Regions from separate parts of the Homo sapiens genome. Here all the other regions are linked to region 2. The links are chromatin loops, found by intact Hi-C in ENCODE. Cell type or tissue: dorsolateral prefrontal cortex. All regions are shown on one strand. Region 1 holds the start of LINC00598 (long intergenic non-protein coding RNA 598). Region 2 overlaps LOC107984569 (a long non-coding RNA gene). Region 3 overlaps LINC00598 (long intergenic non-protein coding RNA 598). Region 4 has its middle 240 kb from the start of LINC00332. Region 5 has its middle 17 kb from the start of FOXO1. Region 6 overlaps LOC124903162. Region 7 has its middle 110 kb from the start of MIR4305.

The links. Peaks named below come from ENCODE experiments on the same cell type or tissue, not always from the same donor. Only the 100,000 strongest peaks of a DNase experiment are listed, where the experiment ranks them.
Region 1: a loop joins it to region 2, with 2.1 times the contacts of the local background. A loop is called at or near these places in 6 of 110 quality-filtered maps.
Region 3: it touches region 2 in a loop (2.4-fold over the local background); 9 of 110 quality-filtered maps call a loop at or near these places.
Region 4: a loop joins it to region 2, with 2.3 times the contacts of the local background. A loop is called at or near these places in 16 of 110 quality-filtered maps.
Region 5: it touches region 2 in a loop (11-fold over the local background); 98 of 110 quality-filtered maps call a loop at or near these places.
Region 6: a loop joins it to region 2, with 7 times the contacts of the local background. A loop is called at or near these places in 21 of 110 quality-filtered maps.
Region 7: it touches region 2 in a loop (2.3-fold over the local background); 13 of 110 quality-filtered maps call a loop at or near these places.

What each region holds. Positions count from the first base shown.
Region 1 is chr13:40,478,076-40,482,075 of GRCh38, forward strand. LINC00598 (long intergenic non-protein coding RNA 598) reads right to left here and starts at 2,929. Exons shown (of 7, transcript NR_024507.3): 1 at 2,834-2,929. In dorsolateral prefrontal cortex, no CTCF peak of the experiment used is centred here; DNase peaks (open chromatin) are centred at 74 and 1,596; H3K4me3 peaks cover 702 bases; H3K27ac peaks cover 2,593 bases.
Region 2 is chr13:40,067,222-40,071,221 of GRCh38, forward strand. It overlaps LOC107984569 (a long non-coding RNA gene), which reads right to left. Exons shown (of 3, transcript XR_001749970.1): 3 at 3,464-3,585. Among named protein-coding and RNA genes, the nearest start is that of LINC00332, 110 kb to the right of the region's middle. In dorsolateral prefrontal cortex, CTCF peaks have their summits at 2,170 (motif pointing right) and 2,373; a DNase peak (open chromatin) is centred at 2,160; H3K4me3 peaks cover 496 bases; H3K27ac peaks cover 641 bases.
Region 3 is chr13:40,372,566-40,376,565 of GRCh38, forward strand. All of the region lies in intron 6 of LINC00598 (long intergenic non-protein coding RNA 598), which reads right to left. Among named protein-coding and RNA genes, the nearest start is that of LINC00598, 110 kb to the right of the region's middle. In dorsolateral prefrontal cortex, no CTCF peak of the experiment used is centred here; no DNase peak of the experiment used is centred here; H3K27me3 peaks cover 496 bases.
Region 4 is chr13:39,940,660-39,944,659 of GRCh38, forward strand. No RefSeq gene overlaps it. Among named protein-coding and RNA genes, the nearest start is that of LINC00332, 240 kb to the right of the region's middle. In dorsolateral prefrontal cortex, CTCF peaks have their summits at 2,303 (motif pointing left) and 2,509; a DNase peak (open chromatin) is centred at 2,312.
Region 5 is chr13:40,681,634-40,685,633 of GRCh38, forward strand. No RefSeq gene overlaps it. Among named protein-coding and RNA genes, the nearest start is that of FOXO1, 17 kb to the left of the region's middle. RefSeq lists an enhancer at 1-570. In dorsolateral prefrontal cortex, CTCF peaks have their summits at 1,519 (motif pointing left) and 1,722; no DNase peak of the experiment used is centred here.
Region 6 is chr13:40,188,290-40,192,289 of GRCh38, forward strand. All of the region lies in intron 1 of LOC124903162, which reads right to left. It overlaps LINC00332 (long intergenic non-protein coding RNA 332), which reads left to right. Exons shown (of 4, transcript NR_046870.1): 4 at 170-741. Among named protein-coding and RNA genes, the nearest start is that of LINC00332, 8.5 kb to the left of the region's middle. In dorsolateral prefrontal cortex, no CTCF peak of the experiment used is centred here; DNase peaks (open chromatin) are centred at 1,812, 2,432 and 3,515; H3K4me3 peaks cover 874 bases; H3K27ac peaks cover 4,000 bases.
Region 7 is chr13:39,776,407-39,780,406 of GRCh38, forward strand. It overlaps a transcript of COG6 not described here. Among named protein-coding and RNA genes, the nearest start is that of MIR4305, 110 kb to the left of the region's middle. In dorsolateral prefrontal cortex, a CTCF peak has its summit at 1,575; no DNase peak of the experiment used is centred here.

The DNA.
Region 1 (4,000 bases), 410 kb after region 2:
TCACTGCTTCTCAACATCACACTTTGAGAGGACTCTTCCAGCTCCAAAGCCCTGTCCACATCACGTCCTGTCCCCACGGTCACTCTGGCCAGGCAGGCCTCTCATTGTGAAATGGGGCCCTGCACACAAAAACAACAGCCTCGTGCTTGTGGCAGGCTGAATTCTTTCCAAAACTGCCCTGGGTTTCTTTATCTCAGCCCCTTGTGAGAACACAGGAAACTCTGCTTCCCCAATCCTGAAATATCTGCCTCAGGAAGGAAGGGATATTGTCTTTTCAGGGGCCTCTGTTTGGCTTGTGAGCCAGTTCGATAGCTTGCTTTGTAAATGCACTGCAAAAGCAAGCCCACTCAGACCTTCCTTGGAAATGGCATATTTGAAAGATAATGTCCAAATCTATTTAAACAGTGGGGGAAAAAGTTAGGTCATAAAACCAGTACCAACTTTGTACAAACTGGTCTAAACGCAATACTGGAGAGGTGTTTGGTTGTTTGGCTTGCTTTCGTTTGTTGATTTTTTTTGTTTGTATTGGCTAAGAATTGTTCAAAAGAAAAATCATTCAGTTTTTTTCTTCAACATTCTTGTCCTACTGAGGGAATAATTCGTTAATTCACCTTTCACTGGATCCAAATGGAATTCATTTTTTAGACTTTATAGAAAACATACAAACCCTCCACTAGTTCAATATTTTATGATTAATTTTTATAAACAAGTAGGCGATATCAGGACATCTTCAGAGATGAATATAATTGAATCCGAGTGCTCTCATGCTGACTATTAAAGGTTTCAATTTAAAATGTTTGCAAGAGACCAGGGATAGGACGAATCTCCAGCATTGCCTCACAGTGCCAGTGTCCTGGGCTTCTAGAAGCAGCAATGGTATCTGTGGTTGGCTGAGTTTTCTGGGCCATCAGCGTGATTTCTAAGCCGGACTCTGGTGCTCATCATGCTCCCACAAGCCTCAGATGGCTTTTATTTCACAGCAGACAACAAACCCATCTTTCTGTCAAAGGCCGTAGGTTGAGGTCCGGAAATGAATTTTTAAACTATGTCTTCAGGCCACTAAATTCCAAGGCCATTTCTCTTTCTCTCTATTCCTAAGGACCCATCACCACAGACCCCAGGTGTTATTTGTACACCAAACACAGCCGTGCAACTAAAGAAATAAAAATAAAAATAAAGGTTAAGCGCTCTTTGCCTCCCACTTCTAAAAGAAACTTCTGGGCAGTGTTTCTCAGTTATGAAATGTACGCTTCCCAGGAGCAGTCTCCGCGTTTTCCAGCGCCTTCCCTGCCTGCCCGGCTCCCCGGACTCTGCTCCTCCCGCTGCCCACCGAAGTGGCCCTGCCTCAAGTGTCCTCCAGCTCACACTGTGCTTCTCAAGCAGTGGCTCCCCAAAGATGTCCCCAATGAGGAGGGTGAACAAAAAGCGCCTTTCACAGGATCTCCCAGGCACTGCCAGAGCGAGGCAGGCTTTGAGGAGCCTGTCAAGGAGGGCAAAGGCCTCGCTTTGAAAACGCTTCTCCAGTGTGCTGGCTCGTGGGACTTGGCAGGCCCAGGGAACGGCGCCGCGGGGAAGAAAGCCCCTGGATAGGCCTCCCTGGCGGGCACCCCCTGCTCTTTTCATTCGGCCCCATGTGACGCCCGTGAGGGAGCTGGCAGGCCAGGGCCTGGTGAATGAATCCTGTTTGTCAGGGCCCCCGCCTTGACTGCAGCCCATACGTCAGGACACACGCTTCCCGACTGCTAAATGACGGCTGAGAAAAGGACAGTGGTTTTCGGTGTTTGTAGGACAGGCAGGAGTGGCCAGGCAAGGACTGAGATCAGTCATAGGGGAGAAAATCCAAAAAGTAAAAACTCCACCGACCACAGGAGACTTTTCTTCTCTGCTCTGGTCAGCAAGAAGGTCCCATGATTCAGCACAGAAAAGCACCCTCTGGCAGCCCGGTCCTGTTTAGTTCTGGGTTCGGTGCAATTTCTTTGTTGAAACTCAGTTTCTCCCTCTGTAAAATAGGTATAGTGACACGAGCCCATGGGAGCTGCTCAGTAAAGCTCTATTGTTTAATCAGCTGACAAATGGCAAAGCCAAGTCCTAAATGCTTACTCAACTGGCCACCAGTAATGGGTGCATAATGAGAGTGAGAATTCAAGGGCAGCCACCTACCTCGCCCATCTGTTTATTTTTCCTGCCTTGGTCTAAAATGGTTCCAAGGCCCCAGACTCACAGCAGTCATGCCTCTTCCGTGGCGGCCAGAAGTGCAGAGGACAGTGTTATTCAAGGTCATCTGAAGAAGGCAGGGACCCACCTGCCACAAAGGGTCGTTGTGAAAATGCAAACGTCCAGGAGCAAGGATTAAGGGGAAGACTCCCACACCGGAGAGCAGCCAAGGGCACCCCCTTGCCGAGAGCAAAAAAAACATGTGGTCACTTCTAGAAGGCAGAGTGACAAGTCAAAGCCTCTCTGTGAGTTAGCAGAAATCATTCCCTCCGGGTGGAGGAATTACACATGTCTTTCTGGGCAGGCAAGTTAGGAAAGGGGTGCCCGTCTGGGCAATCCAGTCAGGACGAGTGCCCCTTTCTCCCAGACTGGGGACGCAGTCTGGAGGGCAGCGCCCACTACCCCTCCCTCTCTGGGCACCGTGGCACACCCTCCGGGGCCCTGCCTTTAACCGCTGTGTAGCCTGACAGGGAAACGTCAAGGTCAAACAGGAGGCCTCTCACAGCTGCAGGAAGGAACACCAAAGCATCTTCTTGAGAAATAAACAATGTTGCCTCTTTTAGCTCTAATTTTTTCTGTATGGCTTTGAAGTGGCAGTGTCTAGGGAAACCCCCAATACCTTTCAAGGGGGGAGATCAAGGACTCCTGCGTGTTGCAGTGAAGTTAATGAAGCCATTCATCCATTCGGCCAACAGCCATCATCGGAGCTCTACAGCGTGTCCCCAGTAAGTCTGCTGTCAACACGCAGACATGGGGGGCGTCAGCACAGCCCTTGACCTCTGCGAGGTCACAATCCAGGGTGGCTGCAAGACCAACAGTAGCACCCCCCACCCCCGACCAATGAAGTCCAGAGGAGCAGAGAAAGTGCTGGCAGACACAGAGGATGGAGCAACTCACTTATTTTAGAAGAACCAAAGAAGGCTTCACAGAGGTGACTTCTGGGGGTGTTCTTAAGTGAGGGGTAGAATTTCTATGACCAGAGCAGCCAGGTGGAGGGAAAAGCAGAAGCATAGCTACGGAATCAGAAGAGTCTGTGCTGTGGCCAAAGCATGGGGTGGGAGGTGCGGAGGCAGGAAGTCCCTGAACACACCAAGAGTCAGAACTCAGGGAGGCAGCGGAGAGAGGACCCACAACTCCACCTGGGCCTTAGGGCAGCTCTGACGATGCTGTAAGGCCAGACTGTAGAGACTAACAATATAGGCATCACCTGGAAGACTTGAATGACCCAGGGAAGATGCAGAGGCTTGAGGACCAAGCCAGAGGGGACGGAAACACAGAGACTCGGGTTTCCAGACCGGACCGGGCGCATGGTGAGGGCACAGGCCTGCAATAGACAGCACAGGAGTGGAGTGGGTTTGGAAGGCCAATGTTGAATGTGGTTGTGGAGAAGCCAAGTCGAGGCTCCTAACAATGCAGTCCTGTAGAAATGCATAACAGTTAACTAACCAGCGATGAATAGCTAGTTTTAAAACTAAAAGGCAAAGAGATTGCAAGGGAACTAGGGCCCTGTACAAGGACCCCTGCCGTGCTCTGGGGCTGTGGGAGTAATTGGGTCAGGGCAACAGTTCTCAGACTTTGGGGTGCATCAGAATCACAGGGCGGTGTGGGAGGCCACTGACAATCCAGGTACCTCGGCCTCACCCCCACTGATTTTGTGTCAGCACCTACAGAAGTAACACCGATTCCAGCTCCCCAGTTACAACATACTACAAATCAAGGAGTCCTTTAAACTTTTTAACTTCTTTCTCACTAATTAACTAGAAATACCCTCCCCTGTTTACCTTTT
Region 2 (4,000 bases):
TAGCAATCTTACAAAAGTGCTGAAGGGAACTAGCTAGGGTTTTTTTGTTGTTTGTTTGTTTGTTTGTTTGTTTGTTTTTAACCCTTTCACCTTCCACCATGTGAGGACACAGTATTTTTTCCCTCCAGAGGACGCAGTAACAAGGCACCATCTTAGAAGCAGTGACCGAGCCCTCACCAGACACTGAGCCCACTGGCACCTTTATTGGACTTCCAAGGCTCCAAAACTGTGAAAATTACCCAGTCTTAGGTATTTTGTCACAGCAGCATAAACAGACTAAGACGCTTTCCTCACTCATAGGCCAGGTAAGGCTTGGGTGTAATATCTCAGTACACAGTCTCATCCTAGCTAACAGCCAGACTATGACAAGTGGGCAGGAACCAGGCCACACGTCGATAATGATGTGTTATGGTTTTAAGATTATGGTGCTTCTCATCTGACTTTTCTATTTATGATAAGAAATGTAAGACGTTGATAGATGATAATTCAAATTTAAAGTAAAAATGTCTTACTATTGCCCTTTTAAACTTCCAGAACAGTTAAGGGCATTTAGAGATTGCAAACTGAGTTTTTTTTTTTTCTTTTAAAAACTACTTTTTGCAACTAGTTCTCAGAGTGAATCAGAATATTCTCAATAGTATATAATTAGAAATATATATAAATATATACATATATATAAAATGGAAGTTGGGTTTGTCACACATATGCCCAAAATGTTGTATTAATTAATACTTCTTTATTGATCTTATTGATTCATTCTGTAACCGTCATAAATTTGAACTTACAAACTAAATGTCTGTTAACAAAATGCTGCTTTTATTTTTTTTTCATATGCTGGAGTTTTCCATGAGATTTTGTTGGGGAAAAATATATGTAATGCTGAAGAAGTTTGAACACCGTGGAGCAAACCTAAGGATTTAGCTGCACAGGCAAGGGCCTTCCAGCACTGGCCCCGCCTGCCTCTTCAGCCTCAACTCCCCTCTCAGAACCCCTTACACCCTGAGGAGCAAAATCACCAGCTCTCCCTCCATCTGAGCCTTTGTTTAAACATGTTGCATCCTCCTCTGGAATGCACTCCCCCTCCTCACCTCCCATGCACCCCCTTGAACGTCACCCCTAGGAAGCCATCCTGACCTCTCCAGGGATAGGGTCTGTGTTCCCACGTAAATGCTCCTCCAGCACTTCCCACCATTGATGTAAATTTTGCTTGCATGTCTGAGTTCCTAGATGGGAAGGGCAGTCGCTTATTGATATTTATTTACACAGCGGCTATTCATTACCTGGCTCATAATATGTGCTTAATAAATGTGAATTGAATGAACAAATGAATAATTTAAATAACAACCAGGATTTAGTCCTTAATGGATTTGAGCTTCTATATTTCTAAAATGCTCATGGCTGACACTGAATGCATACTAAGTATCAGGAACTGCCCTATTTCTACGAATTTCTTCTTTAATCCTCAAAAACAGTTCTATGAGGTAGGTAGTACAATTATCATGCTAATTTTTCAGATGAGGAAAATGAAGTACAATGAGGTGATATGACTTGAGCAAGTTCCCCAGCTAGTAAAAGGCACAGAGACACTTGACTCTAAGGAGTCCACCATTGTCCTCTACGGGATGCACCGTACTGCTTACACAGAGAAGCCTACATGCAATAGGCCTTCCTTTCCTCTTTCCATTCTATTTACTTGCTTCTTCTTTTTTTTTTTTTTTTTTTTTTTTTTTAGATGGAGTCTCACTCTGTTGCCCAGGCTGGACTGCAGTGGTGTGATCTTGGCTCACTACAGCCTCCGCCTCCCGGATTCAAGCGATTCTCCTGCCTCAGCCTCCTGGGTAGCTGGGACTACAGGCACGCGCCACCATGCCCAGCTAATTTTTGTATTTTTAGTAGAGACCGGTTTTCACCATGTTGGCCAGGATGGTTTCGATCTCCTGATGGGTTTGAAAGTTATGCATGTTAGAATTATGCCTAAGATAAGCATTAACAAGATTCTGAGATGGCATTCTTTGAGTAAAGCATAAACTTTAGAACATGTCTTCTCCTTTAGCAGGACTGGGGCCTTGTTTCTTTTTGCCCTGGTTTTTGTCTACCTAGGTTGGGCTCTGGACACTGAGGGGTCATGGTAGTCCTCAGTCTTCCCTGACTCACCGCTGGGTGGCAGTACACCACACTTCCTTTATTCCTGCTCTTTTATGCGTGCGTGTAGAAGTGGGAGCTCTGCTTTAGGGACCACTCTCCAATTCTCAATCTCCTCTTTTGCTTTTGATGTAAATTATCTCTTACACTTTTAGGTAATAGCAAATATTGTTTGTGTCTGTTTTTATGCACTCGTTTAGAATGACATGGAGCTTTGCCAAAGTCAAACGAAGCACATTTCATTAGACCATTTTCATGGGGAGGTTTTTCTTACACAAAATTATCTACAATTAAAAATGCAGAGAGATTTTCCCCGTGTGGCACAGCTTTTTAAAAGACAGAGTCAAAACCTTTATCGAAAAAGCAATTTATAATGCCAGTAATTTTCTACCTCTGTCCTGCTATTATCAAGGACAGCAGTTTTAAAAGAACTGGCTCTGGTCTCTCTGCTCAGCCTGTCGTGCTCACGTAATGGCTTGTCTGTAACTTCAGCCCATTGCCATGGAAGTCATTATGCCACACGCCCAGAAGGGTGATTTTCTACAGCATCAAAGAGGAAGCAACTGGGTTCAAAATGAAAAACAATCTCTATACATGTGAGAGAAAGAAGCATGATGAGGTGGGAAGGACCCAGAGAACACGATTTTATGTGAAAGAGTGCTATGAATGCAAGTTTTCAAATAGAATATTATCAGAACAAGACAATAATAGTTGAAGTGAATAAAATAATTTTCCTAATGGCCTGTTCCTTCTCTCAAATTTTCTACCATAACACATGGTTAGAAGGTCCCAAATAAATGGCCCTTTACAGCTTCTCTGACATTTCTGGTAGCAAACATTCCAAGTGAATAATTTTATTTCTTTCATAAAATCCTGGAAGGGAATCACAAAGCTGCCTGGCTTTAGATGAGGTCTGGGTCATCTCGTCCATACCTCTGCCTTCAGGAAGGTTCAAACTTACTTTCCTAAGCAGATCAGACTCTACACTGGGAGATACCATGAGCTACTTTTTCTGAGGCCAGGGGCAAAGTTCTCTCAGTGTACTGAGTCAAATATTTTGTTAAGGAAGGAACTTGGGATCTGGAGTCAGGGGATTCCAGTGCAAGCCTGGGCTCCAGGGTTTGCCCACCCTGCAAACGTGGACAAGTCACGTGACATCCTTGTGTTCAGGTTGCCTCATCTTCAAAACCGGAAATAATAACCTACATCACAGGGTTGCTCCAGTGGTCAAGTGAGACAATGGATGTGAAAGGGCTTTGTCAACTGGAAAGTGCTCTTCAAATGTCACTTATTATTATTGTTCTGCTCAGTCCATTCATTTTTCTCTGCATGAGTTGAAGAGTACAGTCCTTTACCATTAATCTGCTCCCATGGAGAAGATGTTGGCTTCTACCTGCGTGCACTGGCACCACCAGCCTCCGCAGCCTGGGAAGGAGGTGTAATCTGAGGAGGAAGGAGGAGTGTGAGACCCATGTGTACAGCAGCAACTTCCTGCCTCCCTCCCAGACAACCTGGATCTGTGCACTTGTGGCAACTCAGTAGGGGTCTAGTGTTAGAATTGTGGGGTGAGGGACAGGAGATCTGGATTCTGTCACTATCTGACCGTATGACTTTGGGTTATTTCTTCACTTATTTAGTAACTCATTCAAAATAAATAGTGATTAGAGACACAGGGTCTTGAGCCAGGCAGTCTGAGTTCAAATCTTGATTTCCCCCAATGACTTGAGAGGTGATCTTAGGATAAATACAAACACAAGCCAGTACTTACTGAGCAATCATGTATGCAGCACTGTTCCAAAGGCATGATAGATATTAACTCAGATGATCTGTGCAACAACCCTATGAAATTATCTCAGTT
Region 3 (4,000 bases), 310 kb after region 2:
ACTACGAGGATGGAGCCCAACAATCCCCCCAGTGATTCTGATGTAGTTTCAGAAGCACTAATATAAGGCCTCTAGAACAGTGCCTGGAGAACAATCATTGTTAGTTCATCCTTGTAGAGATTCTGAGCATATGTGAGGGATTATTGACTTGGAGCCTAATATGTCAACTGGGCACATTGCTGGGCCCCAATAGCATCTCCACTCTCAGGCTTACAATTCAGCCATGACTGTGCATGCCCCCCTGTCAATTTGTACTTGGTATAAATCAGATGATGCCCAGGTCTGAATTACACCTAAGTGTATAGCAGTATGGGTGAAAGTGACCTAAAGGAGCAGCTTTCCAGACCCTGCCCACTCTCCCCCTCCCATCCCCACTCAAACCTTCTCTATACCAAGTGCAGGGAAGCTCTCCTGGCCCGGGGGAGACACAGGGGATGCAGCCAGCACCTCTGAAGCAGCAAATGTGAAAATTCCAAGGTTCTATGGGAAGCTGTATGACTGCCTGCTTCTCTTCAAGTTGGAAGGAAAGGCCAACCCTCAGCTGAAGCCGCCAATGCTTGCCATTTTTTGGTTGGTTATTTGGTTTTTCTTTTCTTTCCTTTTTTTGTTTTTGGCTGTAAGTTGTAAAATAATTTTTTTATTCTTTGGATGAGACTGATATCCATGTTTTGTCATGGATGCCTGGAGTGCAGAGAACATTATGTGACAAATCTATGATATGCTAACTCCAATAAAACATTCTCTGGGCTGGGGACTCATCCAGACATTGGGGGTGCTGGACCCTGCCTGGGTCAATGGGTGTGGAAGGAAGGCTTCTTGATAAGTTATCTCAGGGTGTATGAAACCTGTTTATCCTGGAAAAAAAAATTAAAAAGAAGATACCAAGTTCCTCCAGACAAGGGATATCCAAGACTTTGGTTAATGGAAAAAAAACAGGTCTGCTTGGAGGTGATAAAGGAGAAAATCACATTTGGCAAATATGAAAAGGTCAAGTACCAGGTGTATTTGTCTGGTCTCATGCTGCTAATAAAGACATACCGAGACTGGGTAATTTATAAAGGAAAGAGGTTAATTGACTCACAGTTCAGCATGGCTGGGGAGGCCTCAGGAAACTTGCAGATATGTCCTTTTTCACATGGCAACAACAAAGTGCCGAGCAAAAGGGGGAAAGCCCCTTATAAAACCATCAGATCTCATGAGAACTCACTCACTATCACAAGAGCAGCATGAGGGTAACCGCCCCCATGATTAAATTACCTCCCACCGCGTCCCTCCCACGACACGTGGGGATTATGGGAACTACAATTCAAGATGAGATTTGGGTGGGGACACAGCCAAACCACATCACCAAGCCAGAAGGAAGACAGTGCACACCACAGATGTGGCCTGGAACTATGAGCCAGGAAATGTCATCAAATAAAGTAACAAAATAATCCATTTAACACAAACTGAACACCAAACAGCAGTCATCCATTCACTACACAAATGTTAATTGAGCACACCCTCTGTCTTAGGCCTGTGCTATGCCCTGGGCACACATGCAGCTGGAGAAACACTGGACAGTCAACAAGGAGCATGAGAGCACAGGTGTCCACGGGAGAGCCCAGAGGAGGCGAAGAAAGCCGTGGTCTGAAAGATCAGGGTCCCTTAACCAGGGACACTGACAGGCTGGACAGACAGGTGTCCTCATGCAGATCTGGACCCCAAAGGGAAACAGAGCAAGGCAACTTGGGGATGTTGAGAGAAGTGAATGGCCATGGAGTTGATGGACCAAGTGAGAGGGACCAAGCCTGTGAAATATGCAGGGACCAGCCTGGAGGGCTCCCAGGCATGCTCAGGGGCTAGCAATGTGTCCCAGGGGCTCTGGGAAGCCACTGGAGGTTTGTGAGCTCTGAGCCAACTGCATCAGCACAGGTCAGCACAGGGGTGACAGACTGAGGCCACGGATTCGGAACCGGATCTGAACCTCAGTTCTATCACTTCTTAGCTTATATCCTTGGGCAAATTTCTCAATGTCTTTATGCTTCAATTTCCTCGTCTCTAAAAGGGGAGTTTCATTATCTCACAGGGTTTCAATAAGGAATAAATGACTTAAACGTACATAAAAGGCTTAGCGGCCAGGCGCGGTGGCTCACACCTGTAATCCCAGCACTTTGGGAGGCCAAGGCGGGTGGATCAGCTGAGGTCAGGAGTTTGAGACCAGCCTGGCCAACATGGTGAAACCCCGTCTCTACTAAAAATACACAAATTAGCCAGGCATGGTGGCGCACGCTTGTAATCCCAGCTGCTCGGAAGGCTGAGGCAGTAGAATCACTTGAACCCGGGAGGCGGAGGTTGCAGTGAGCCAAGATCGTGCCATTGCACTCCAGCCTGGGCAACACAGTGAGACTCTATCTCAAAAAAAAAAAAAAAAAAAGGCTTAGCATAGTGTTTGGAACATAAATGCGTAATAAATATTAGCAACTATTATTACTACTGTAACAGGGCAAATATTAATGTGGGGTTGACACAGCCTTTGCCCCTCCCTCCCACTGCCTATCAATGAGAATTCTACCAGCCCGATTTCCCCTCTTCTTCCTTATTTCAGCAGAAGATTCTTGCTTGCTGGGATCAGAGCTAACTAAGTCATCTAGTCTGACCTAGGAGGTGTTGGGGGCTGGACCTTGGTGTGGTGATGTGGAAGGGAGGCTCTTCAGGGGGTGCAAAACCTGCCTATCCTGAAAAAGAGCAGATACTGAGTTCTCCAGAGAAGGAGTATCCAAGCTTTTTTTAAATGGAAAAAAAAATGGTCTGCTTTGGTGAGGGAAGGAGGAGAGAAAAGCAATAAGGAGCTCAGATGGGGGAGAAGTCGGGGACATTTGTGTCAGGCTGTGGAGCAGCTGGGGGTGAAAGAAAAGTGGTTGGGAGGACAGAGGGAATTCAATTGAGAGCTACATTTGGACTCCTTTTAAGTTTTTTTTCTAAAGATGTAAGAATAAAATTCCCTTGTAATTAGTCTGGCTTTTGCCCTGTGTTTCTTTAAAGTTGACTCTATGCAGAGGCTGAGCCATACAGACTCCTCCTCCAGGATTTAGAAGAGTTATAGTATTAATGTTGAAAATGGGTATATGAATACCTACCCTCCAGGGCTATTCTTAGGATTAGATGTGGTAATGCAGGTTGTATCCACCAGCTTTCGATAGATTATGCTGCAAACAACCCTCAAATCATAGTGGCTTACAACAACAAAGGTTTATGTCCTGCTCCCGTTCCATGTTCACTGTGGCTTGGCTGCCTGTCTGTACTCTGGGAACCAGACAGAGGAACCCGCCCCTATCTGCGCCAGGCTGGGCTGGTGTGGAGGGAAGAAAGGCAGAACTGCAGTGGCTCTTGGAGCTTCTGCTTAGAAGCCTGTCACTTCCAATTCCATTCCATTGGCCAAACAAGTCACACATGTCGTCAACAGGGTGGGGAGCATGATGGCCCCACTGGGAAGGGCAGCAAAGACTTGGAACAAGAACACAATCTGTCACAGATATGAAGTGCTTAGGACAGCCCCTGGCACGTGGAAAGCCCTCAATAAATGATTGCAATCATTCGTATCCATCTGCAAAATGGGAAACATAACAGTATCAGTCTCACAGGGAGTTTGAGGGTGAAGGGAGGAGATAGGCAGGAATCCCTTAGCACAGGGTCTGGCACCTTGGAAGCTGCTCAACAAAAAGCAGCTATTGGTGAGTTTTTAAGGGAACAGGACTCCCAGGGACCAGGGTAGGCAATGAGAGAAGGCTGCGGCAAGGAAGCATGTGGTGATCTGAAGCTATAGAGGATCTTAGGGTCCCCATGGGAAAGGATGCTCCTGTCTCAGGGTGTGTGGGGGGTCAGAGGCTAGACCATGGCCCCAGAGAGCCAAGGGCTGCATAGGAGCAGGAAATGCCAATTAAACTCCCACCTGACTGAACAACCTGCAGCCCACCCGCAGAGCAACACAGACCTCACTTTTTATCCAGCCTTTCCTGGG
Region 4 (4,000 bases), 130 kb before region 2:
AGTGCCTATTATGTGACAGATTATGTTTTAACATTTAATGCACTTACCGTTTTAAATACTTTACATGTGTCAATTACTTTGATTCTCATGGTGTCGGAAATATTATCTCAGTAGGTTAGATAAGGAAACCAACTAGGTTTACATCCCCAAGATCCCCCTATCTATTGCAATACCTCTGAAGGGATCACCACGGCTCATGGCTGCCTGCAGGGCAAGTTTATGGGCCTGTGTCCTACTATAGGCAATGGCTAAAAGAATCCCTTAGAGCTTTACCACAGCTAAAGCACAGCTAAAGCACAGGAATTGGTTTTTAAAGTTCCTTAGGAGTCATTTGTAAGTGGCACAGCCAGTATTAAAAGGCAAGAGTTGTGGCCAAGAGTACCAGACTCATAACCTCTGTGGTATACTGCCTTTCCTAGACAAACTGCTAGGAAAGGAAGATGCCACAGGCTAGAGATTCAATTAAATTGATATTTAGAAAGAGGCAATATTGGCAAAGATGAGAGCCTTCGTCTGAATTAAAAGTGGTATTAAAAAAGATCAAGATGGAGAGGTGAGAGGTTATGCAGACTGGCATTAATTAGCACTGAATGGTTTAAATGCTCCTACAAAATGTAATAGGAGAGGTCTCTGATCAGTGAGAAAGGGAGGTTAAAGCTAGGGCCTTGCAGATCACAGGAAATAAAGAAAACAATCCTCTTAGGACAGGCAAAAAGGGACCCATCAAGAAATAAAGGGAGCTGCAGTGGGCCCAGCTTTTGTTAAGCCAAACGAATCCCGGGGAGAGGAGACAATTCTCACAAGGTCAGGGCCAGACTGCTTGGCAAGTCACAGAAGTGAGTCTGTGCTGAACCCAGCTCCTCTCCTTGCACATGCGAGGTTTTGAAGCAGCTGGCAGGGAAGAAAGGATGGAGCGTGTGTCCCTGGAGTTGGGAGGACTACTGGCCTACTGCGAGGTAGATTGTGGCTTTGTCCCATCATCTTTGTCATCAGCAGCAGAACAAAATTGGTCACATCCCCTGAATCAAGGGGGCCAGAGAAAGTTCTTTTGACAGAAAGGTTCCCAAAGATGTATTTCAATGTTACTATTTCCTCCATTTCTAATGGAAAACTCAGTCTGTAGGGTGCTAGGATTTCTCCATTTTTAGAATGTTTCTCATTAAATATCAAACGGAATCTGTGTCTCCATCCTGCAGCAAGTGAACAGATGCTCTGTTTTACTCGCCTTAGGCTGCCCAGTTTGGTATATAACCAACGCATCCATCCTAACTTTAGGGGTATCAGATATTAGCCCCTGCTCCAAATAAATACATACATTTGCACACAAATAATTCCAAGAAGTTTCACTTGCTCCCCTGCTATCAGGAGCTGTAGATTATGCAGGGAAGTTTCTGGAATTCGGTTTGTGTTGAAGTTTGTTTCCACTAGGGAGAGTCCTACTACAAGTCACAGACCACTGCACAGGCTGCTTAAACAATAGGAAATTTACTGAATATGTAACTGAAAATACAAAAAGGTGGACTTCAGAGTCAGTTTAATCCCGTGGTTCCAACTCTATTTCTACAGTTGCCCTGGCTGCTGTCATATTTGTGTGTCAGCTTCATCCCATGCAGCTTCCCCCTGTGGAGGGGTGGCTACAGTAGTTTCTGACTTCACATCCACATACCGTAATGTCCACAGGAAGAGAAAATAGCCGTCGCTTCCCATACTTACTCTTAAGAGAAGGGAAATGTCTTGCCCAGAAGCTCTCGTCAAACTTCCTCTAGCATCTAATTAAGCCAGATTCTCGAGGCCCATGCATTGATTGGGCCAGTCCTGCCATCTTGACCAATCAGTGTCAAGGAGGGTGGGATGTCCCAAGACATCCCAGTCCTGGGGTTGGGCAGTTCCTCTGGGGCCCACGACCTCTGTGAGGAGAGATGGGTGCTGGATCAAAGTTGGGACTCTCAGAGGCAGCAGAAAGGGGTGAAATGGGTTCTGAGCAGGCTATGTCCTGAGGGCCATGGGGGCAAATGAAGAGAAGCACACTGCTTAGCAGCTTCCCAGACAGCTGAATTCTGCTGATGGCATAAAGGGGTGATGAACTCTCTATTGCAGTACCTCTGAAGGGATCTCCACGGATCACGGCTGCCTGCAGGGCAAGTTTATGGGCCGGTGTCCTACTATAGGCAATGGCTAAAAGAATCCCTTAGAGCTGTGATCCTGTAATGGTACTTTAATGGGATTGGTTTTTAAAGTTCCATAGGAGTTATTTGTAAAGTCCTGTCCATTCTGACAGCAGTCACTAGAGGGCTCACAGAGACGCCTTTCGGGGCTGCCCTCTAGAGGCGGAGCTGAGAAAGGTGGTGCTAAGCCGTCCAGCAGCTCAGAGCCATGGAGTTGATTGGGGAATTGATGGGTCTCCCAAGACCTCAGAGGAGTAATCTTGGGAATGTAAATGTTGGTGGAGCGTCTACAGACAATGTATGAGTCATTCAGAGGATGGCGCTTGGAGCAGTTCTATCTGTGCTGCCCAATATGTAGCCACGAGCCACGTGCTGTTATTGAACATTTGAAATGTGTCCAGTCCAAACTGGGCTGTGCTCTAAGTGCAAAATACACACTGTATCACATATTATCAAGGGTTGGAGTGAAAGAGAAGAATGTAAAATATCTCAATATTTTAAATATTGATTACATTTTGAAATCATGACATTTTGAATATATTGGCTTAAGTAAAATATATTATTAAAATTAATATCACCTCTTTCATTTGATTTCTTTAAAAGAAATTTAAAATAGCATATTTTGTGACTCACATTATACGTCTGTAAGACAGTACTGTGTTATGCCATTTGCTAGGGCGAGAAAGGAACTTGGTGGAGGGTGAGGGAGGAAGTGGAAGGGCCAGACACACTGAGAATTCCTGAGAGGAAGCTTGAGCCAATTCACAGAGACCTTTCACATAGGTCCCTGGACTGGGGTAGGGTTTCATTGCAGGAGCTCACTAACAGTTTGATAATGGTGATGATGATGATAATAATGGTAAGGACAACTTTCCCCTAATGAAATTGTCAAGGCTCTTTCAGTTGAAGCCTTCATTTCTCTAGGTACTGCTGAAAGACAGCCATATCCCCTGGATGCTCATGTGGCCATACTCATTTCTGTTTTCGCATTGCCACAGTTCCCTTTTCTCATACATAAACCTCATGCCTGATGAACCTGTCCAAAATTGCACCGTAAAAAAATTCTGCATTCCAGATTAAACTCGATGCCGAGCACATTAAATGCATCCCACAGTTGCCCCAGAGTTTCTGTGTGAATCAGAACAAATGACTAACGTCAAACCTGGATACAGATAAAAAGACACAGACATAAAAATTCTTACACATGCATTTATCTTTTTTTTTTCCCTAGAATATAAGTGTTCGACCATTTAGCATTTAGAGACTGGGAAAATGAGCTTTCACAAAATACTGCTGCTTGTGGGACCTGTCTCTTTCGAGGCAAACACATCTGACCCTTCTGGTAACATCACCTGTCACTGCTTGGCATGTGTCAGACAGATAAGCGTGTTGTGCTTCACCTCCATTTTCAGAGCAACACAGTGGAAATCTTCCTTCTCTTTCAGAAGGCAGAAATTCACTACTTTTCAATATTTTTAATGTAATTTGCTGAAGATAGGTGAATAATGTAAACTGTTAAAACCAAGGCTTCCCAAAAGTTTTGGCCAAGGCCAAAAATCAAAACAAATAAAGTGTAAGAAATTGTGTGAAGTAATAAAGTAAGTTATAATTCTAATTTCTGGGGCATTAATGTGAGTATTCCTTGGACTGTCAAGGTGGTAGGAGCTGATGGTACCAGTATTCAAGATGCTGCTTTCAGAATATGGCTCTGGCCTCCTTGTGCCACCTCACCACCCCTCTTCTCCATATCAGCCCCTGATGTCCACAGTGGAGTGTCCACCTTTGATTTCAAAGGCACTGCCACAGCCATCCTACAGGGCTCTTCTTCCCTTTCC
Region 5 (4,000 bases), 610 kb after region 2:
CCCGATCTCTAAAACTTCATCTCCGTGCTTTCCGTTCCTTTGCCAACCACCTGTTCAGGCTGATGATGACATTTAATGAATCTCCTTCCTTCCTAGTCTTGATAACAGCACAGGTCCCTCACCATACGAAGAGAAACAGCCTTTCAAGAACCTGCTTTGGAAATTGGCACTCTCGACATACAACTGCATTCCTTTCAGCTCACATTACTGCAGCTGCTCCAGTGCCAGCATCTAAACCATCTCATCTTGTGTCCAGTGCAGTGAAATCACCTTGTGGGGAGAGCAGTCAATGTGTTGGTAGGGACCAAGGGCCGAGCCTACCCCACTGGGAACTGGCTGGGCTGGGCCCTGTGTTTGATAGAAATCCTAACATATTCAGAGCCATAGGAATTTTCTTTTTTCTTATGCTGATAGTTTACTTCCATACTACTAAAATTTGCAAAACAAAATGCCACAGGCTAGGCTAAATACAGTGCACATTCTATCTCTCTCTCTTTTTTTTTTTTTTTTACATTTTTTTGAGACAGAGTTTCACTTTTGTCGCCCAGGCTGGAGTGTAATGGCATGATCTGGGCTCACTGCAACCTCCATCTCCCGAGTTCAAGCAATTCTCCTGCCTCAGTCTCCCAAGTAGCTGGGATTACAGGCACCCGCCCCCAACCATGCCTGGCTAATTTTTTTTTTGTATTTTTAGTAGAGATGTGGTTTCACCATGTTGGCCAGGCTGGTCTCAAACCCCTGACCTCAGGTGATCCACCTGCCTCGGCCTCCCAAAGTGCTGGGATTACAGGCGTGAGCCACCGCGCCGGCCATAGTGCACATTCTCACATGCGCTGCATGGCCACAGGGAAAGGCATAAGCTTTCTTGTCCCCCTCCATCTGATATAAATAAATAATCCAAGAAACAGAGCATTTACTTTTTCAGGACCAGATTTATTCATGGTATTGGCTGCTCTTCTGGTAAATGAGCTCGGCTTCCAGGAATCAAGCCTGCCCACGTAAACATGGCACCCCGACCCCTGAGAATGTTAGCTGGCCACTCCTCACCATATACTCCTGCCATACCACAAGTGGATGGCTAAATGGTTCACGCCCAAACTGTCATCTATCTAGAAGCTATTACAATCTAGATTTTTAAAGTTACGTATTCTAGATCCACAAAAGGTACAACAGACTAAGTGCACTTAAGTTTTGCAATTTGTTTCAGCTTGAAGGATTTCCATACGTAATTGCCCACAGTTGTTATGCAGTGTCAGAGAGCTAGCACAAAAGGCGGTCTCCCTGAGACATAAACCAATCTAAACAGAGCTGTCACTATAGTTTTTACACAGATGATGATTCTCCCTTCTGCAAATTTAGGTCATGGTAATCTGTCTGTTACTTTTGATCTTCCCATTGAACTATGTTTCTCCATCTTGCTAGTGTCTTCGATCGTTTTCTTTTGTGAAGGGGCAAAAGAAAAGTTATCCAAAAATTCTTTTTCCACTCTGGTAAAAGTAGTTTTAAGATAATACTAAAAAGTAATGTTTTATCGCCCTCTACTGGTATATGACATTAATAGCCATTTGCAAAAAAGTTAACTTTTAGAGAAAAGGTAATAAAATTCAGAAAAGTCAAAAAAAAAAAGAGCCTTTTATGTGCCTTTAACATTTGTCTTATTTTTATTTTTATTTTTTTGAGATGGAGTCTCGCTCTGTAGCCCAGGCTGGAGTGCAGTGGCATGACCTTGGCTCACCGCAACCTCTACCTCCCAGGTTCAAGCAATTCTGCCTCAGCCTCCCAAGTACCTGGGATCACAGGCACGTGCCACCACACCCAGCTAATTTTTGTATTTTTAGTAGAGATGGGGTTTCACCATGTTGGCCGGGCTGGTCTTGAACTTCTGACCTCGTAATCCACCTGCCTTGGCCTCCCAAAGTGGTGGGATTACAGAGGTGAGCCACTTCGCCCAGCCAAAATTTTTTTCTTTTTCTTTCTTTTTTTTTTTTTTGAGATGCAGTCTCGCTCTGTCGCCCAGGCTGGAGTGCAGTGGCGTGATCTCGTCTCACTGCAACCTCCACCTCCCAGGTTCAAGCAATTGTCTTGCCTCAGCCTCCTGAGTAGCTGGGATTACAGGCGCACACTGCTACGCCTGACTAATTTTTTGTACTTTAGTAGAGATGGGGTTTCACCGTGTTGCCCAGGCTGGTCTCGAACTCCTGAGCTCAGGCAGTCCTCCCGCCTCGGCCTCCCAAAGTGCTGGGATTACAGGCGTGAGCCACCGTGCCCTGCAGTTTCATTTTTATAATATCTTAAGGTAACATAAATACTTTACCTTTTTTTTTTTTTTTTTTTTGAGACGGGGTCTCTCTCTTGCCCAGGCTGGAGAACAGTGGCGTGATCTTGGCTCACTGCAACCTTTACCTCCCGTGATCAAGCAATTCTCCTGTCTCAGCCTCCCAAGTAGCTGGGACTATAGGCGCCTGCCATCACACCCAGCTAATTTTAATTTTTGTATTTTTAGTAGAGACGGGGTTTCACCATATTGGTCAGGCTGGTCTCGAACTCTTGGCCTTAGGTGATCCACCCACTTTGGCCTTCCAAAGTCCTGGGATTACAGGCATGAGCCACTGCACCCAGCCATTTGCTTTGTTTTTTAAAATTTTTATTTATTTTAATATTTTTAGTAGAGATGGGGTTTCACCATGTTGGCCAGGCTGGTCTCGAACTCCCGGTCTCAAGTGATCTGCCTGCCTCTGCCTCCCAAGGTGCCAGGATTACAGGAGTGAGCCACTGTGCCTGGCCACTATTTTCATTATTGTTCATTATACAGGCATCTTTTAACATTAGGTATCTGACTTGTCTGCATCTTTTGTTCTAATATTGAGCTTTGCTGGGGGAAAAAAAGTTTATCAGTTGCATAATTTGGGGAAACTTTCTAAAGATACTTATTAAGAGAGAATTTCTCTTAGATATTCTCACTCTCTCTGAAGCATCTTTCTTTTAATTAATTAATTAATTAATTAATTTTTTTTTTTTTTTTTTTTTTTTTGAGACGGAGTCTCGCTCTGTCGCCCAGGCTGGAGTGCAGTGGCAAAATCAGGCTAACTGCTACCTTGACCTCCCGGTCTCAAGTGACCCTCCCACCTCCGCCTCCCAAGTAGCTGGGACTACAGGTGTGTTGCACCATGCCGGGCTAATTTTTTTAAAACTTCCTGGGCTGGTTGAAGCTTGCTTGCTTGCTTGCTTGCTTGCTTGCTTGCTTGCTTGCTTCTTTCCCTCCCTTCCTTCCTTTCTTTCTGTCTTTTCTTTTCTTTTCTTTGACAGAATCCCGCCCTGTTGCCCAGAATGGAGTGCAATGGTGTGATCTCGGCTCACTGCAACCTCTGCCTCCCAAGTTCAAATGATTCTCCTGCCTCAGCCTCCCGAGTAGCTGGGATTACAGGCTCCTGCCACCATGCCCAGCTAATTTTTGTATTTTTAGTAGAGACCGGGTTTCACCATGTTGGCCAGGCTGGTCTCGAACTCCTGACCTCATGATCCACCTGCCTCGGCCTCCCAAAGTGCTGGGATTATAAGCTTGAGCCACCATGCCTGGCCTAAAGCTATCTTTTTTTTTTTTTTCCTCCTGGGTTCAAGCAATTCTTCTGCCTCAGGCACGCGAGTAGCTGGGACTACAGGCACGCGCCACCACGACTGGCTAATTTTTTTTTTTTTTTTTTTTTTTGAGACGGAGTCTCACTCTGTTGCCCAGGCTGGAGTGCAGTGTCGCGATCTCGGCTCACTGCAAACCCTGCCATTTGCAATGGTTCAAGCCATTCTCCTGCCTCAGCCTCCCGAGTAGCTGGGACTACAAGCGCCTGCCACCACACCCAGCTAATTTTTTGTGTGTGTGTGTTTTTTTTTTTTTAGTGGAGACGGGGTTTCACCATGTAGCCAGGATGGTCTCGATCTCCTGATCTCGTGATCCGCCCGCCTTGGCCTCCCAAAATGCTGGGATTACAGACGTGAGCCACCGCGC
Region 6 (4,000 bases), 120 kb after region 2:
CTCCCGCACGCTTAGCCCTCGCCCCCGACTCCAAGCTGGGGGCGACGGTGCAGATTCCCAGCTCATGAAAGCAGCCCAGGCGTCTGCCCAGAGGTCGCCTGCCTTCTCCTACCAAGAAGGAAAGGAGCACGGAGACAAACCGACTGACTCAAAAGCCCTTCTTTCCTAGGACTCCTGCCAGGACAGGAGGAGAAGTTGCCGCTGAGACGAGGAGACGGCGGGAAGCCCTGCAGATGCCCCAAGCCCACTGAAGCCACAGGAGGGGAAGGGAGGAGGCTGCTGTGCTTTCTGTGTACCTTGTTCTCTGCCCAGAAGGGTCAGCACAGCCAGGCAGCCCCGAAACCCAGTGGAGGCTAAAGAAAGGAGGGCCCTCTCTCCTAGAGAAGGCTCAGTAGGCTCCCGAGGAAAGGGAAGGAGCAACTTTTTCCGTTTGACTTCAAGGAGGAGGGGGAAAGGGTACAGAATCAAAATGTATGGCACTTGCGATTCAGTTGGCTTATTTCTGAAAAAATTGGGGTAGATTGGGCGCCCAATGCACCATAAGCGTTATGTGTGTTTGTAAACACACACGGGGGTGTACACAGGGGTAGGGGTCTTAGAGAGAAAAGTAAAAAGGGAAAAGAAGGAAAGTAGCAGAGGCTACTTTACACATAAAAGTACATAAATAAGTTTACTTATGAAGACCATGGTTTCCCACTAACAGCCCCATCTTGGTAGCAGAATGGGACAAACTGTCACACACGCACAGTGAATTGTAAATAGCAGGGAATGGAAGGACAATGCTCATATGCATTGGATGTATAATAAGAATACATATGTGACCTACATATGTCTGTTTAATTAGGACAAGTGTCCATCCCTAGTGAAGATTGATTAGTCACTGTGACCTTGTTTTTGAAAGGATAATGAGAGCAGATGAGACTTTTGCTTTAACAAACTTACTTGGCCAAAATTTTAAAAGCTGGCAATTCTACCTTGCTACCAATCCTGATTGATTTGTTGTTGTTGTTGTTGTTTTTCCAACTTTACTTGTCTCTGATATTGAAATGTCTAGGAACTGTAACCTATGACATGGAAGTGCTATATAATTTGTTTTCAAATTTCAAGCCTCTTTAACTAATGTGGATTTTTATTAAGCAGTTGTTTGACATTCAATGTCAGATGGGTTACAAGGAAAGCTGATGTTTAGAAGGATGTACTGTGTGTTGGGCATCATCCCAGACTCTGTCTTTTAATTCGGGTCGTAAAACTTACGCATCTTTATACAGTAGATACGACTTAACCCAATATTTTTTCAAAAGAGAAACAAGTTTTATACCTTGCACAAAACCACAGGTGGTGAAGGCAGAATACAAACTGAGGGCCTGTCTGACTCAGAAGCCCACGATGTTTCCTATCCTATCTCCTCAGTTACCAAAAAGAGGTTCACAGCACTGGACCAGAGAGAGACCTTGGATGTTAACTCCACCAGCCTCTAATTTTGCAGAGAAGAATGCGCTACAGCAGAGGTTAGGTTACTTGCCTAAGGCTTACTCAGTAAATTTGGTGATGTAGCTAAATTCATCACCAAATTTGGCTGCCACTCAGTCTCTAAATCGCTTGCCTGGTGTCCTCTCCACCCTCACCCCCACCCCTACCCCAGCCGTGCCCCAGGCACTATCCATAGATGAAAAGAGACAGCCATCCTCAGCACCCTCCAGACCAGAGCAAGCTGAGAACAGTTGATGCCTCCCCAGAGCTCCTGACACAACTCCAGTGCTGTGGAGGAGGCCCATCCCACAGAGCTGCTGCAAGAAGAAGATGCTGGGAGCTGAGCTGCTCCCTGGCAATCGCCTCCAGGCCAGCTCAAGCCATGCTAAGGGATGGGGGTCATAGGGACAAAAGGGCATTGTGTGTGAGAGAGGGAGTGGGGAGGGAGTGTGGGGAGGAATGCACTGGCAATTTCTTCCTCTCCCAAAGCTTTCCTCGCCCAGCTGTCTCGTGGCAAAGGAAGGACCCTCCCTGGAGGGGCTGGCAGCCCACCATGGATGCCTGGAGACTGGAGCTGATTGATTGTGTTATTAGATTTCCTCCAAAGGACAGAGGGCTTCATTTAGCTGGCATTGTGTCACTTGCTACAATGGCCCCTGAGTATATAGACGCTGCCTTATGCCGTTCCCTTTAATTCCCTTCAAATAGGGACATTTAAAAAGAGTCCAATAACATTTTTCTGAAAGGAACCTCCACCTCCTTTTTTTAAAGAACAGAATCATTTGTTTCCAAAAGGGGGCCCTCCAAAAGAAGCTGGAGGAGCAGAAACCATTTTAATAGCATCTTCTCTTTGCTGAATTGTGTCTTCATTTTACACTGCGGCTTTATTCTCTGCCCCTTTGACACAGCCAGCTGCCTTTCACGTTCCAGCTCAGAAACAGGCTGGCTTCAGGCTGTAACAGGCACCAGCTTCCAAAGCCCTTTCTCCAGATGACTCACGTTAGCTTGTGTGAGCCTGTGAGCCCCACACCACAGCTCCCAGACCTTTGTTCCTTTGCAAAGTGCATTTAAGCTCCAAGTACTAAAACAGTGTCTACCTAAGTCTCCTGCCTTACATTGGAGTGAAATAATTAATTACACAGTGGAGTGTCTGGTTCCTATCTTGTTCAGGTTCATCCTGTTATCAACTCAGCAGCTGGAGGAAGTGACATCACGTGCCCAAGCTCGGCTTTGAAGCTGGAGGTGCATACCGAGACACTGTATGTGGTACTGCACTCTGGCCAGGAAACATCACCCTTGGACCATCTGTTAAACTATTTAAAAAAAAAAAAAAAGTTGGGACATCAGTTTCTTAACTAGAGTTTCAAATCCTATTGTTCAAATGGTGAGAAAAGCCTTTTGTGAATTCTGCTCTTAGCCTGGAAGGTTATAAAAGGAGTGGAGATAAGTTCCTGCAAGTGTCTTGAAAATTAAATCCTTTTATAGAAAGCATAAATATATGTGGGGCTAGGTGGGGGGAATGCTCCACTGAGCAGGCTCCCATGTAACTAGTGAAGCAGATCCATTTAATGCTAGTCACCAGGATTTCTTTGCCCGAGTATTCCAAGCCCTGGTCTGGGGCTGCTTTTCTACTCCTATGAAAAAGTGCTTTATCAACTGCTTATCTCAAGTTTTTCTTAGTGAGTAACAGCTCTGGGAACTCTCTGTGTGGATCTGAACAGCATGCAAAATCATTTTACTTTTAAGACAAAAGACATTAGCTTCCTGTAGCTTTCTTAGCCATCTCTACCTCTCTTCCTTTCCCACCCACTTTTCCCTCCCCTCCCCTTCTTCCAACCCCCATGGCACTAAATAAAATGCTTAGAAAATGAAGGCCACAGCTGCCCTTTCTTCCCATTAAAACAATCAAGAATGATGGTGGGTTTAATATATTTGATTAGAGAAACTCCAATTTGGTGCACTTGAATCAGCTGCCTTTGTCTTCAGCTCCCGATGGCCCGATTTCAGTGGAATGTCCTCTGCTGTCCACTGCCAGCTCAGGCTGGGAGAAAATTCAGACGCTGAAAGCATTGGCTTGGCATGCTCAGAAACACGGTATTTATGCTGTAGAAGATGCCAGGCCCACTTCTTCCTAATCAGAGGGAGCGCCACTTCATTAAATCGTGGTCACTTACTGGTGACCCTCATAGTTGTAGCCCTGGGGGGCCTGTGGTACTCTTTAGCAATGTTAATTTTTCATGGATTTTATTGCTTTCCTTCATTGATATTGGCTGTTGAAATTCCAGCCTGAATCCTGTTCAAACAACCCAGGAGATTCTGGTACCCAACTTGCACAGAGGAAGTTCAGAGAATAATAATCACATTTACATATGGAGTCTCTTTCATTCAAAGAACAAATAGAAAACTAATGGAAAATAAGAAAATGTGTCATCATTTCCCCACAAGGTGTTATTAAACAGGTTTGAAATATTGCCTGGGCAGCCCCAAACTTGTAGGGTACTTGAGAAGGAATTGATCTCCTTGGGGGCTG
Region 7 (4,000 bases), 290 kb before region 2:
AATCAGGTTTTGTCAAAAAAGTTTCCAGTAAAATAGCTGTCTCTGTCTTCTCCATTGTTATTGTTAGATATTAGCCCTTCTGATCTTGCACAGTCCCCTTGCCTGGTAACGTTAACTAAGTAAATATTAATACTGTACACTTTTCCTTTGGAAAATGAAGGAGAACAAATGGGAAAAGATGTAACAAATGTTCTGCAGCCCTGTTATAAATATTTTATGAATGAATCAGAGAAATTGAAGATGAAAAAAGCCCACTAATTCAGCCAGTACCCTGATGTCTACTGCTGTATTCTTTCAAGCGGTTTGTCTGGTCTGGTCTTTAGTGACTCAGGTTATAGGGAATTTACCACTTCTGTCGAAGCTGCTTTTGTAGTGGGGACTATCTAGCTGCTAGGAAAGTTTGTCAAATTCCCCTTGCTTTTGTTTAGTTTTCTCATTAGTCTCATTTGATTTTGTTTATTTAATTGCTTATTTTTAGTGTCTTTAGATTCTTAATTGATTTCTACGTGTCTTTTCTATTGCTTTCTTTTTTGTTCATTCAGCTTTTCTCTCTTTAGTTGTTACCAGGAAGAAACCAAAACAGCTTTTTGGCTTGTAGATAGGTGAGAAGTAACAATTGGTTCCATCACCAAATTAACAACAACACTTGCTACATCAAGTGTTAGGCTAACTACTTTGCATACATTATCTAATTTATTAAGCACCTTCTTTTTGCCAGACACTGAGAAGGCAAGGTTAAATATGACCCTGCCACTGTTGGCAGGGCCTTATAATGTAGTAGGGGAGATAAGCATTCAAATAGATAGTGTCAACACAGCATATTCAGTGTGTGGGGCTATTTTCAGAGTCATCCTGGAGCACAGAGGGGGGTGTCCACTCCAGCAGTGAAGAGCAAGGAACGAGGGCAGAGGTCAGGTGGCATGGGAGAGAGATACCCCAGGTGAGTTGACCCATAACCTGATTCCTGTAAGAATAAGAGTTAACTAGGTTAGAAGGGGGTGTGGAGCTGGAGAGGATAGCTACTTGGGAAACTACATAAAGTTTAATGTTATTAGGTTGAAAAATGTGAGAGTTGTTGGAAGATGAGGTAGGCCAGGAGAAGAAACCGGCCAGGTTTGTATTACTTGGTGGAAAACTTGAACTTTGCTTTGGATTTTAAGAACAGAAATAAGGCTGCCATGTGAAGAACACACAGGAGGGGCAGCAGAGAGACTGGCATCTTTCCTGGTGAGGGATCACCAGTGTTGCAATCGCAGAGTCAGGTTAGCTCTTCTTGGTTGGAGTATCTTTAAGGCCATCTGGTCTGACTCTAAATGACTAGGAAATTACTCATCATGTGCCTTCTAACTCTCTGAGTAGTTATTTCCATTTCCTTGATACTGAAAAAAGGGTAGTAGGGAATGTATGTTTGCTGCGGCCAGTGGGGTTATGTCAAATAATGGTTACTTACTGACAGCAGTCTAACAGTTTCTGGGAAGACTAATGTGCTCCTAACTGCATATGTGGGAGAGAAACAAGAACTACCCATTTACTGAATATCCACTCTGTGCAAAGCCCAGTGCCATGGGCATTAACATTCATGGTATCAGCAAGGTGGCAGCAAAGAGTCAATCTTCTGAGAGTTAAGCAGTCCTAATCAACACATTATAGGAAATAACTATGTGCAGAAGTTATCCTGTCTAAGAGATGAGTTACTTATATTTTCCTCCCAGCCTAAAAGGAATAGTTTATAAAAAATAGTTAATACTTGAGGTTGATAGATTTAATACATATCCAATTTGGGTAAAGTGACTATGGTGTATTCTCAGGACAGGAAGGACCCTAAAGGATGCTATAATCTGACTAATTATAATTGTAACAGGCTTCTCTGAAGTAATGTGTAATGGAAAGGTAGTGTCTGCCTAGAGCCTAGAAAAGGCAGCATAGGGCAAAAGGCCTTGACCAGCATTAATTCATAACAACCAATGAAAGAAGGGACTATGTAGCTCATGTGCATTATTGATTTCTAAGTGTCTAAAAACACATCAGAATTTGCTGCAGCTTAGATAAAACATTTACTGAACATGTATTGCCAGAATGTGAGCTTATTGATAATCTCCTTAGTATCAGGAGAGGATATAGCAGTAACGTGTAGATTCTGCCTTCAGACCCCCCTGGATTGGTATCTTGACTTTGCCACTTAGAAGCTGTATTAGTTATCTGTGAAAACAGAACAAATTATTCAAACTTAGTTATTTAAAACAATATTATTTCACAGTTTCTCTAAGTCAGAGATTCAGAAGTGGCATAGTTGGGCAGTTTTGCCTCAGGGGCTATCATGGTTGTTGTCATCTGAAGGCTTGACTGGGGCAGGAGGGGAGCCACTGCCAGGGTGGCTTATCCACATGGCTGACACGTTGGTCTGGTTTTGGTCCTCCCCTTGTGGGCCTCCACACAGGCTGCCTGAGAGTCTTCACCACATGATGCCTGGCTTCCTTGAAAGTGAGAAATCCATGAGAATGCCAGGTAGAAGGAGTAGTGTCTTACATCCTAGCCTAAGAAGCATATGCCCTCACTTCCACCATATGCTTTTTATTAGAATTGAGTCTCTAAGTCTGGTTCAAATCAAGGGAGAAGGAAAATTATACTCCACTTTTTGAAGAGAGGAGTGTCAAAAAATTTGCATGCTACTGTAAACTGTCACACTGCGTGACCTTGAGCAATCTATTTAAAAGCTTTATGCTCCAATTTTTTCACCAGTAAAATAGAAATGACATTAGTATCTGCTTTATAGAGTTGTAAGGATAAAATAAATCAATGTAAAGAGCTTAAAACAGTGCAGGGTGTATGGTAAGTGCTTTCAGTAAGATTAGCAATGATGCTGATTACTAATTCTATTCTAAGTCTGTTTGACCTGTGATAGAGCTAATCCAGAGACAAGAACAAAAGATGCTGGCATCAGTCACGTGTGTCTCTTAAATCGATCATTCCTATAAGCAACGGTGTTATCTCCACATCATCCTATTGGGCTTTGCAGAACCTGGATACTGTTTTGCCTAGGCTGCAGATCCAGGACAGGCAGCATGCATTCTTCTGTGTCACAAAGCCTTGTTTTTCTTTTCTCATCAGAGGAAGTGGTCTGGAAAAGTGCCAGCCAGGCTATGTGACTTCTCAGGTTCAACATCATGGAGATGAGAAAGACCAAATGGCACCCAGGGTCCTGCTGAAATCAGAGGCATAAATCTCAGCTGCAGGCATGAGGAGCAATTCAGGAACCCTTGAATAGATCCTTTCAGATTCTTAACGTGGCTTCATTGAACGAAGACCTCTCCAGGGTTCTGTCCTAAAGTCACCTCAGAAAGCTGTGTCTCTGACATCACAGGAAGGGGACCCAGGGCCAGAAATCACTTCAGCATCATTCACCTCAATTTCACCTCTGAGAATTGAGGTATCATGAACAAACGTTACAAGAATGCTCAAGAATCTGGCTACCAAATAGTCCATAGAGATATTATCCTAGATTAAATAAAATTAAGAAACATTTATTAGGCACCTACTCTAGGCAAGTCACAGTATTTCTTAAATTGGAAGAAACTTGCTGATGGATGAAGAATGAATAGAATTTTAACCCATGCAGGACTTAAAGAAAATAATTGCTATCTGCTCCAGTCAAAGTCCACAGTGACATTCCAAGAACATGTGTCAGGAAATTGACTGAGAAAAGAGTTTTGAATTTTTGACTTACAAATGCATTGAGTTCGAACTAGAAACCAAAATCTACTTTTTTGCCTACTTTTCTCAAGTACAGCCGTCACACCAACAAGCTTGCTTTCAAAAAGGGAAAAGAAGATGTTTGATAGGATCAGAATATCCCAACTCCTGATATCTGACCAAATTAAATTTAAATGTTCAGAACTTTGCTTTTGAATATATAAAGCAACATGATGGCTGGCACCAAGGAAGGCAAGACCACCAGTAGTCTAAATGTTACCCTCAGGCATGCATGCCCTGGCAGCTGACC